2 separate regions of the Homo sapiens genome follow, and region 2 is linked to region 1. The links are chromatin loops, found by intact Hi-C in ENCODE. Cell type or tissue: Calu3. All regions are shown on one strand. Links, peaks and the distances in the headings refer to the core of each region. The heading gives the core; the rest is flanking DNA.

Region 1 (2,927 bases), core at 294-2,793:
TTAATGGGCTGTTTGATTTCCTATTATAGGGTTTTGAAAGTTCTTTATACAATCTGGACACAAGTGCTTTACCAGATATGTGATTTGCAAATATTTTCTTCCAGTTTGGGCTTGATTTTTTATTCTCTTAACAGTGCCTTTCAAAGAGCAGGTGTCTTAATCTTAGTGAAATTCAGTTTCTCAAGCGTTTGTTTTTTCTTTTATGAATCTTTCAGCTTGACTCGTTATTGGCATGAGTGCTGGTGTACAATCAGTTGAAGCACTCACATATTGGCTGCTAAACAAAAGTATAACTTTTATCTAGAAAAGGCAGTTTAGAGGTGTCAATGAACAATATATGAAAGTATGGGCCAGACGTGGCGGCTCACGTCTGTAACCCCAGTACTTTGGGAGGCTGAGGCAGGCAGATCGCTTGAGGTCAGGAGTTCGAGACCAGCCTGGCCAACATGTTGAAACCCCATCTCTACTAAAAATACAAAAATTAGCTGGGTATGGTGGCAGGTACCTGTAATCCCAGCCACTTGGGAGGCTAAGGCACGAGAATCACTGGAACCTGGGAGGTTGAGGTTGCAGTGAGCTGAAATCACACCAGACTGGGTGACAGAGCAAGACTCCATTTCAAAAAAAAAGGAGACAAAGTGTGGAGTATATGAAAGTTGAAGACTATCTTCGGTCCAAGCCTCCAAATGGCTAAAGGAGGTATACAAAGGAAATAGCAAGCTAGAATATTGTTTTTCAATGATTGTTGAAATAATGGATCTAGCCAATGATCATCAGTAACTGCTAGCATCACAAAAGAGAGAGTCTGGCCAGGCGCAGTGGCTCACACCGGTAATCCCATTACTTTGGGAGACTGAGGCAGGCAGATGGCTTGAGCCCAGGAGTTCAAGATTAGCCTGGGCAACATAGGGAGACCCCATCTCTACTAAAAAAAACCCCACAACAGCAAGAACAATAATGAGCCAGGTATGGTGGTACACCCCTGTGGTCCCAGCTACTCGAGAGGCTGAGGTGGGAAGATTGCTGAAGCCTGGGAACCCAAGGCTGCCATGAGCCATGGGCACACCACTCACTCCAGCCTGCGGGACAGAGCGAGAATCTGTCTAAAAAAAAAAATCCTAATTGCAGAAATTCCAGTTGCTTTTGAAATATTTTCTGTTTGTTTTATTATAGTTACTAAACCGATAGATGAAGGAAGTTCAAAACTAGTTCAATATAGGACCCTTAAAGAGACTTTCTTTGACTGTCACCCTTTCTGATGGAGGGCTTAGGAAGTGAACCCTGATTCAATTGGCTCCTGGCCTTACTTAGGAAAAACAGACAAGAGGTTAGAATAGATGTTTCGATGGGTCCTTTCAAATCCCTGAGCCTGTCAATTTCTTTTATTTCCCACAGTTTAGTGAGTGGCACGATCATGATACTATGCTAGGTGGTACAATACTGCCACCTATGGAGCAACAGTAGAACTTGTTATAATGTTAACGATGCATGGATTTTTATACAATGCTGTTTAAAAATGTAGAAAACTTGCCATCCAAATGACTCCTTTGATTGGTAGGTTAATAACTGCCTCTCAAACTTATCTTTTGTGGACATCTGATTTGGGTTCACCTAAAAAAGACAAGTGTATGGAAAATGTGAATGAAAATATCTTAATAAACTTTTTGTTTTCTTAGTAGAAGAAATATGGGGACTTTGAATTGAAGATAATGAAATCATAATACTTTAGTTGTGGAAGGTACCTAAAGCATGATTCCGATGAGTGCTGTAGGATCAGTCCAGTTCAGTGTTGGCGCTCACATGAGATGGATCCATCAGTTGTAGCCACAGTGAAGCTGGGGTAGAGTGGAAAGGGGTCAGGACTAGGGAGTCTAGAGACTGCAGAGGTTCTATTACAGACTCAGTCATGAACTTACTCTAAGACTCAGGGTAAGTAACTGAATGTTCTGGAAGATGATTATCTCATCTAAAAGAGTGGCCTTCAAACTTTTTGGATAGCATGCTACTATCAATTAAAATATTTGAGCATAGACTCTCCATATAACTTTAAAAATATATTTATAATGTAAATATGAATTGCTATCATTAACTGGTATCTCAGGGCACAGTATATACTTAGAGCCAGACCGACACAGCATAGTGGCTTAAGAGCATATACTCCGAGCTTAGTGGTGGCTGTGTGACCCTCTCTGCCTATTTCCTCAGTAGTGAAATAGGATAATAGAAGACCCTCGCCTCATAGGGTTATTGTGAGGATTTGAGGTTAATATGTTATGAATTGAAAACAGTGTCTAAGACATAGAAAGCACTCTGACAATACACTTATTATTGTCATTGTTATTATCATGAATATGTCTGCATTTCAAAGGTCCTTGTGGTCCTTTCAGATATTTACTTGACTTCTTGCCAATCTGATAAACAAGTCATTGCTTTTACCTTATTATGTTCTAAGAATAGAAGTGTCATTCTGCCATCTTATTATTCTCTTGAGAATGCATTTTCATCAGATTCAGTTAGTAGATTCTTTGCAGGAATCTTTTCAAGCCATTTGTCCACTGTATGAGTGTTCTTTGATTAAAAAAGTTAAAACTGCATGATAATTTTATATTTCATAAATCTACTTACTAGACTCTTTGGAGACTATCTAAAAGACTAGGGTAGCTCCTCATTTCCCTGGGTGAGTTATTAGAGCTTTTAAAAAGTTACAGATGAGGTAAGTTGCTTAAACTTAAACGTGCTTTTGGAATTGCAGGGGAAACTGGAAAAAAATAAACTTCTTATTGGTGACTTTAGGAAGAGTAAGAAGTAGTATGAGAAAGCTGGTCTCCACAACTCTAGCTTATATTTAAAGCACGATTATTATTCACAGAACATAAGCTATATTTATATGCAAACGTAAGTTTAAAAGCGAGGGCATATAGTATTTT
Region 2 (2,927 bases), core at 193-2,692, 500 kb before region 1:
TAGATGGACATTTTCCAGTTTAAATAAATTAAGAGCAATTTAACTTCATCTGCTATTAGAGATCTGGGATAATTCTGCAGCACACAAACTGAACATTTATTTTCTATAGTAAGGGAGATGATAAATGGATGTCTTAAGGGATACAACAGAACATTTTAGAACTCAGAGAACGAGTTAAGAGTGTTAAGAAGGCACATTGATATCTTCTTTCATTAAGCTGGAAGTTACTGAGTTTTTCACTTAAGAAAATTCCACAGCCTTAAGAAAAAAACACGAATGTGGTATTTTTAAGAAAAAATAGCAATAGGGATCTTGGAGCCATGGCTATGTTAAAACAAAACAAAACAAAACCAACAAAATCAGGGTGAATTAGGCAGGTATATTCTTCTCAAGCACAAGAGAAAAATCGGTTAAACTAAGTAATGATTAATGCAAATTTATAATTAGAGAACAAAATACCTACTTACATTTCTTTAATCTTTCATTTATAAATAGTTTTTAAATTGGACTTTAAGAGAATTGAATTCTATCATAGAACAGGAAAAATTGGGTGGAAAACCATAGAGTTTGACTCAGTTAACCAATATCTTTGGAACAAGATTCCACTGAATAGCAAATACTCTAACTTTTGAAAAGTAAAATAACCAGGAAAAAACAATAGCCCCTGGGATTCTGATCTTGCAGCTTCATACCTTCAAAGTATAGTTAAGATGAAGACTCTTCTCATCACCATTACCTTCCCAGGCTCAACCTTTACTCTGACCTCACACAACCTGTATTCCTACATACTTCAAAAATAGTTGGAATAAAATTTTGGCCATACTTTTAATATAATCACAGATGATTCATTTGCTATTCTCTGAGCTTTAACCCAACCAAATTATATTGCCAATGTGATTTTCTCAAGCCAGAAATATTGGTCCAAAGTAGCAGACTAACAAATGTATTGGAACATTGGGCTGCTGTTCTAGACGCACCTTAATTATGTAAAATATCTCTATGACTGTGGGCTGAAAAATGGCGCCCAAGCACTCACCATATTTTATCCATATCCAATTTGTTAGACAGGCCTCAGTTAGCATGGAGCTTCCACATAATGAAATAGAACTAGACCTAAAGGAAACGTGAATTGACATAAACCTTATGATGCCAAATTTATGGTAAGTGCATCAAGACCAGGATATGGCCTTTTTCTTACACCAACAGAATGAGTAAGATCTACAGTCACGATTAGGAAGAAAATAAACACTGCATTACCCAGATATGGGCATTTTCACCTCTTACTATAACTACTTGTTTACGAGACCATCCTGCCTGCTAGGCTGGACACTTATTTAGCACACGGTATGCGATTTGTTCATTGCTATATTCGCAGTGCCTACATTGCCCGGCCACGAGTCAGGGCCCCATAAGTGTTGAATAAATGGCATTTTAAAATGGATAGACTTGTGGGTTGTATTGGAAGAGCTGTAATCAATGGTCAGATCCAGAGGATTCTGAGGATTCCCTTCCTAACATTTTAAGTTTTTAATGTTCTGTGTCAGTAAATACAGTCCAGGCCAGCAGAGGGCAGTGTGACAGACGATGGAACTAGTTTCATGGAGAACTTATTAAAAATGACACTGGGTGGCAAGAGGTTATCGATGGTGGTGGGACTCAAGGTTATTGTCATTTGCCTGGTACAGAATATACAGTGCTCACTCATTTTTCTTAAAAAATAGTTTTGACACGTGGTGTCAGTGTGCTGTCATATGTCCAATAGAATGTTCAGGAAAGAGAGAACCCCCAGTTTCTGGCTGAATGCCCAAGTCAAGAAGAGGGCATCATTTTCCCGAAGCGATTTGAGTCCCTCAAGACCATGGGATGCGCATACTAACGTCCATCACAAATTAACATATTGTAATATGGCTTTTTAACAGAAAGTGTTCTCCAGGTCCCGAGGAGACATTCCGTGCTCATAAAAACAGGACCAAAAACAGATGAAATTACTTCGAAACAATCCTGAATGATTTAGTGTGTTTCTGACAAAGGGAAAGAAAAAAGTCATTTATTTTCCCTGTCATGAGCGCCAGAGAGGATTAACGTCATTTTGGGCAATGGAGAAGAAAATGCAAACCATTGTTTACAGTCATCGTCAAAACCCTGTATGCCAATTTCATTTTCTAGAATGTGTGGAAGTATTTCAACTGTTTGGTTCCTTTTTGAAACCAAATACCAAAATTCATTATGAGAGCAACTGTTTGCCTGAGAATATTATTAATTTATGGTAACTTCTAGTGGTTATGCTTTTTCTTTTTACCATCTCATTTTAATAATTATGGAAATATTAAAATCTGATAGACTGGTGACAATGTACCTTTTATGGCACTCCTGAGTCCCCTCAATATAATATTATCTACAATATGTTATGCAGTCTGCTAGCCTCATTTGTTCCTGTCCTTAGAGAGCTCCATCTAGTTTCTTAGCATCCGTAATGAGCATATAGAAAATAGTTGACTTGATGGAATCTATTGTCACCCTCCTCTTCAAGGTTTTCTTGTCCATGATATGAAAAAAAATTTCATTTCAGCAACATTCATTGATTCATCACTAAGGGCCCAGCATTGGGAAGTACATAAAAGCAGCTTATAACTCATTCTGCCTTGGGGAAATTCTGCACACTTGGGGACTAAGCATTCAAATATATGGAGTCTAAAGGTGCTTCACTCCAATATTGACAGGAAACCTGGGTCAGGACTGAAGGAATTAATGTCATTCACTACCTACCCAAGTGGAATTCAGCATTTAAGTTTCAGATTGAAATTGAGAAAAGTAATGAGTTGAAAAAATAAGATGGAGTTTACTTCCCATAACCACTGTAATAAACCTACTATAATTCTTGAGAATGTCATGTACCAAAAATCTAAACCACTCTCTAGAGTTCACCA

Evidence for each region. Hi-C counts contacts between places; a loop is a spot of excess contacts. Peaks named below come from ENCODE experiments on the same cell type or tissue, not always from the same donor. Only the 100,000 strongest peaks of a DNase experiment are listed, where the experiment ranks them.
Region 2: it touches region 1 in a loop (17-fold over the local background); 43 of 110 quality-filtered maps call a loop at or near these places.

What each region holds. Positions count from the first base shown.
Region 1 is chr10:17,606,208-17,609,134 of GRCh38, reverse strand. The region is part of intron 1 of HACD1 (3-hydroxyacyl-CoA dehydratase 1); the gene reads left to right. Among named protein-coding and RNA genes, the nearest start is that of HACD1, 9.7 kb to the left of the region's middle. In Calu3, for the core only: a CTCF peak has its summit at 1,452; no DNase peak of the experiment used is centred there.
Region 2 is chr10:18,103,101-18,106,027 of GRCh38, reverse strand. No RefSeq gene overlaps it. Among named protein-coding and RNA genes, the nearest start is that of CACNB2, 36 kb to the left of the region's middle. In Calu3, for the core only: CTCF peaks have their summits at 1,395 and 1,594 (motif pointing right); a DNase peak (open chromatin) is centred at 1,557.